Regions from separate parts of the Homo sapiens genome. Here region 1 is linked to region 2. Evidence: read pairs that join two places in POLR2A ChIA-PET (ENCODE). Cell type or tissue: Panc1. All regions are shown on one strand. Links, peaks and the distances in the headings refer to the core of each region. The heading gives the core; the rest is flanking DNA.

Evidence for each region. Peaks named below come from ENCODE experiments on the same cell type or tissue, not always from the same donor. Only the 100,000 strongest peaks of a DNase experiment are listed, where the experiment ranks them.
Region 1: POLR2A ChIA-PET joins it to region 2 with 18 read pairs; 7 of 35 experiments call an interaction of 5 or more read pairs at or near these places.

The regions. Positions count from the first base shown.
Region 1 is chr3:108,231,611-108,234,531 of GRCh38, forward strand. No RefSeq gene overlaps it. Among named protein-coding and RNA genes, the nearest start is that of IFT57, 11 kb to the left of the region's middle. In Panc1, for the core only: no CTCF peak of the experiment used is centred there; no DNase peak of the experiment used is centred there.
Region 2 is chr3:108,293,241-108,296,161 of GRCh38, forward strand. No RefSeq gene overlaps it. Among named protein-coding and RNA genes, the nearest start is that of HHLA2, 1.8 kb to the right of the region's middle. In Panc1, for the core only: no CTCF peak of the experiment used is centred there; no DNase peak of the experiment used is centred there.

The DNA of each region.
Region 1 (2,921 bases), core at 173-2,672, 62 kb before region 2:
TAATCTTGAAATATATACTCTAAATATACTTTTAATAGATAATATTGAGCATATCATCCAGGGATACAGTGTGTACTATCTGAGTCTCTTATTGGGCTAAGAAGGTCACAGAAGAACTCATTTTTTTTATTATTACATTGACATTTTATTTTAAAACAAACACTTGCTATTTTCCTTATGCTAGTAAGTTAGCACTGTAGAGTATGAAAATTTCATATTTTACTTTCTGAAGGCAAGAACAGACTATTACACTGTGAAAGATTTTAATCTCCTCAGCTTCTTGAAGGAAGAATAATACTTCTGAAATGGGAAGAGGGAGCTTTTATAAGTAAAATTAGAAATGCCTCAGAGGATCTTGCTCTTTCAAAGGAAACACCAACTTTTTTTATAAAATAAAAAGCAAAAGATCTTTATTCTTGCTTGGAATACAATGACGGCTTCCTTATAGTTTTCCCTCCAGATCTACCCCTCTTTCAGTCTTTTGTCTACATTGTTCCCAAAGTAATCTTCCTGAAATGCAAATATGGACATGCCTCTGTACTACCCGACATTCTTACATGGTTCCCCTATTCAGGACAATATTCAGTTTTCTTAGCTTGCTGTGTAAACGCCAGGGACAGATTCAGGCTTTGTGGGGCTTGAAGCTTATACAGTTGGTAGGGGTGGGGGTGAGGGAGGCATAATTTTTAATAAAAAATACCAAATTTTGAATTTGAAATCAGCTACAGTACTTTGGAAGGGAGCATGCAAGTAAAGCTCCCTGGAACATAAACTGCGCTACTCTCTTGGTACATCTGCCTCTACTGGGGAATTGTTTTATCATCTGAAATGAGGTGAGGTTACCAGATCAATAAATAATGACCAAGATAGGCTGGGCATGGTACCTCATGCCTATAATCCCAGTATTTTGGGAGGCTGAGGCAGGAGGATTTCTTGAGCTAAGGAGTTCAAGACCAGCCTGGGCAACAACCAGTTAAGACCAACCAACTCTGTCTTAAATAAATAAATAACAACCAAGGTAAAGTAACTATCCAACAAGCTGACATTGCTTATAGCCCAGAGATCTCTGACTAGAATTCAAGAGTTAAGGTGGCTGCATATAGCCAGGATGGTGCTTCCTATCAAGAAACAGACTTGCTGACCCTTTATTATAGTCATCATTAAAAGGAGAATATTATGCTCATAGTTTTAAGACTAAATTGTTTTCATATAGGTTCAAGTTTGGCCCTTAAATCACCTAATTAAATAAAATTAGTTAAATTACTTTCCTGTGATTTGAGATTGCAACCCTCTACCCAGGCAGCAACTAACTTCCTGTATTAATCCTTTATTATCTGTTTGAAACATTTATTTAACAATCTTCCTGTCTGGCTGAGTCACAATTCTTAATGATATTTTAATGGTGGCTGATTGGATTCTGTATCTTTTACACCTTTGTCTGGCTCTGCAGTCAATACCACTAAAGTCATGCTAATGGCCCTATGATTAACCCCTCATGCCAGACAAGGGGTCTTCCCCAGTTGAAACTGGAGAAAATTTAATGATAGGAATGCTACACATATTCTGTCGTCATTTTGTCCTACCCTATATAATTATCCTCTCTTCATACTGTAAATTTTAGTCCTCCCTTTTGTTTCCTCTATAGCCTCTTAAAAAAAAAAAAAGCAGTGATTTCTTATTCTTTTATCTTTTGTGACCTTTCTCAAAGTATTTATGTTAGGTTGGGTCCTCCAAGAAGCAGAGGCCAAAATGGGATTAGATATGTAAAAATTTTATTAGGCTATTTGCCTGGGATAGAACATGGGAAGGGACCACAGTCAGATTTTGATGCAAGGCTGTTCACAAGTGAAGAGTAAAGGGAAGCAAGCTTGGGTGGAAGTGCTTGCTTTATGCTGCCATGCAGTCTAAGGGCTCCCACTTAAAGCTGGCAGCCTTCTGCATCATCCTATATATGGGCCAGATCAATATTCTTAGGTTTGGAATCTGTTACCTCCAGAAACCAGAAAGGCTTTCAAAATGCTGTGCTTCTTTCTTTGTGTAGGAGATGCAAGATACAATAGTTTGTCTTTTATTTTGGAGAGGTTGTCTCAGCAGGCCCCCAATCACTGCATCCCCAAAACTTAACTGAAGTGACTGCACCTGACTCTTTGTTGGGTTAATTTCTCATGCTCTAGAGTGCACGCGTCTTACCGAGGCCTCTAGCATACTAATCACCTCTTGCTCCCACTCAATCAGCATCATGTCACAGATATAATGGGGCAGTGTCATGTTCTATGGAATGTCCTGGAGGTCCAAATCTCTTCGGACTCTGTTATGACAGAGGACAGGACAGTTAACACAGCTCTGAGGAAAACTTTAAATAGATAGTGTCTATTCCTGTGAATGCAAACTGTTTCTGATCCTCTTTCCTGATTGGGCTTAAATAGAATGCATTCACTAGATCAGTGCCTGCATAATGTGTATCTGAGGACATATTTGTTCTATCAAGGATACCACGCTGGGCACAATAGCTACAAACTAGGATACTTCTTGGTTGATTCTGTAATAGTCTACAGTCATTCTCCAGGAGCCATCTGGTTTTTGAAGGAGCCAAAGTAGCAAATTGAATAGAGATACAATAGGAACCACGATTCCTGCATCCTTCAGATCTTTAATGCTGTCACATATATTTGCCTTGCCTCTCCAGGTGATACTATATTGTTATTTATTCACTGCTTTGGGATGGCAGTTTCAGAGGTTTCCATTTGGCTGTTCCCGCTGTAACAGCTCTTACTCCACAGGCTAGAAACCTAGTGTGGGGATTACTTTACTTGCCAAATGTATCAGTTTTATTCATGCATTCAAGGACTCTGTTGTCATGAAACATAGTTGCTGTGGTGAGGCAGAGTTCTTCTAAGGCCCCAGGCCCTTCTTTAGCCTAT
Region 2 (2,921 bases), core at 248-2,747:
GAACTAAGAATAGATCACAGAGAGCATCTAGAAGGCCTCAGGAAGTCCCTGCACTGATGTGGCAGTTCTGTTGTTACATTAACTAAGAAAAAAATCAACACAGATGCCAAAGAAAGTAGAGTATATTTGGGAAAAAAAGAATTGCAATTCAGGTACACTGAATTAGGGCAACACTAAATAGTGTCCTTTAAGGCAAGTTCAGGTTTTTAATAGGAGATTTCTTGAAAAAGTTGTTTTGAGGGGCAATTCACTGGCTGGACAGAAATCCTAAATTGCAGAGCTGTTCTGAATTGTTAGTTAATTAGGGTACTCCCAGCTGAGAGATGTTGAAGTCCAGTGGATTCTGACTTAAGGTGTTATCCAAGTCTGTTGGAACCTTCTGTGGCTTAACATTTAGCAGGTATGAGTGCAGTCCTCTCTTGATCTTCCAATTCCACTTTAATGCCTAGGCCTAAATTACTTTATGTCCTTTCACAGCAACAATGGGCCAGGAAGGCATGACATGCACAAATGATGACAGGCACCACACTTAGCATCTTGGAAAATGAATATGTGAGTTTAACACCTCAAGGTTTTTAATAGCTGAAATATTAGGAGACTTTTTTGCTGGAAATAAATATTGATTGAACTGATTCAGTAAATGCCTAATATATGAGGACCGTAATTCCTTATCTCCCTGTCAGACCAATTTAAGATCTACATTTTAGCCATGTCTGTCCACCTCTCAGCTTTAGAGTTTAAATTCACTTTCTTCTGCAGTATTTCGACAACTGAAAGACTCCAGTTGGATGACTAATTTCAGCCCTATTTGATCTGAGGATGCAACCGGTAGCTGCTCTCACATCCTCAAGTTACATGACAGTTATACTTTTTACTTCCTCAGAACATTTGCCAACTTAATAAATGTTCAATGCCAACATTAAATTCTCCCCTGAGCCTTAGTGTAGGTACATGTGCATAGATATAATCAGGATTAACCATATTTCATATGCCGTTTCTTCTCCCAGTCACTTGAAGACATCGTGGAGGCACTTTGCAGAAGAGAACCAAAAGTGGTGTTGAAATGGTAACAGATCCCAAAGCCTAACAGTTGAGCTCTTGCAAGCAGTGGCCCTACAGGTTCCCCTAATATAGGGTCCTAATGGTTCATCCTACTTCCTTTCAGGTACCCCTTCCTGAAATGAAGAATATGTTGCAAGGGAAAGGTTTGTAACCTAAAACTGTTGATCTAGTCTTCAATAATGGCATACATATCATAGCCACTTTCTCTGTGACATAAATCTCAGAGAAATTGTTCTTTCCTTCCTCAGCCATTGATATTATTTAAAACCGTGATTCTATTTTTACCTTCAGCTTGAACAATCTCTGCATAACAGGTATGTTTGTATGCATACGGCATTTCTTCCTAAAACTTCAAAAATCTTCAAAAAATATGTAATTCTTCTATTTTCAAATTCCGTGAGAGTCTGCTCTCCTCATGTGTATGCTTTAGGAGCTCTGCTATTTCCCTAAACTAATATTACAGTGGTGTGATGTACCATTAACTACATGGCCATGGAGATTCAGAGGTGAAAGCAGGGATTGCCTGCATCTTTTAAGTCCCAGTTTGATTTTGATTTCATTTCATAATAGATCTTATTAATGATAAAAGTTGGCGGCCGGGCGCGGTGGCTCACACCTGTAATCCCAGCACTTTGGGAGGCCGAGGCGGGCGGATCACGAGGTTAGGAGATTGAGACCATCCTGGCTAAACCAGGAACCCCAGCAAAACCCTATCTCTACTAAAAATACAAAAAAATTAGCCAGGCGTGGTGGCGGGCGCCTTTGGCACAGCACACAAATCCCCTGATCATATAATCATAGGGCCCTGTCTAGCTTTATAGCCTTTGGACATTACTGACCACATCAACTTTAACCTCCTGCCACACATGCACACTCAGGGGAGAGGGCAAGGTACATTTGGGGAACTCCCCCTCCTCTTCCCCATCTCTTCCTTGACTTCCTTCTTCTCTAGTCAGAGTCATCCATAGTGAGCCTTCTGCTGCCCACTGGAAACTGGGTTGAAAGTCCCAGCTACTCGGGAGGCTGAGGCAGGAGAATGGCGTGAACCTGGGAGACAGAGCTTGCAGTTAGCCGAGATCGTGCCACTGCACTCCAGCCTGGGCGACAGAAAGAGACTCTGTCTCAAAAAAAAAAAAAAAAAAAAAAACGAAAAACAAAAACAAACAAAAAAGAAAACGTTGGCGTGGGTGACTTTGGGGATTCTAGGAAGAGCCCTGGCGCTTTCAACCCAGTTTCCAGTGGGCAGCAGAAGGCTCACTATGGATGACTCTGACTAGAGAAGAAGGAAGTCAAGGAAGAGATGGGGAAGAGGAGGGGGAGTTCCCCAAATGTACTTTGCCCTCTCCCCTGAGTGTGCATGTGTGGCAGGAGGTTAACGTTGATGTGGTGAGTAATGCCGAAAGGCTATAAAGCTAGACAGGGCCCTATGATTATATGATCAGGGGATTTGTGTGCTGTGCCAAGGCTTGGATGGCATCCTTTGTTCCAGACAGAAGGGTCCTGTTTATTGTCCTCCTAAGGTAATTTTTGTTCACTTTGTAACTTTTGCTCCCATGCACTCAGCAAACAGATATTGACCAGCTACTATGTGCTAGTAAGTAAGTGGTAGTTGTTTGGGATACAATAGTGAGTAAAGCATGACTCTTAGCATCTGTTGTATGTGCATGCATGCCATGCATGTGACACTGAGGGAGAGAGAGATTAAATGATATGACAGCATAGAGGCTGGGCACTGCCCAACTTTCCATGTGGAATTCAGAGAGGTCTTTATTTCTCTGAAGTTGAGTTTAAGCTTGGGTGTTCTAGCGACCAGAACTGTAATGGGAATTGTAGGTGCAGATGAACTTTGTGTAGGGTTA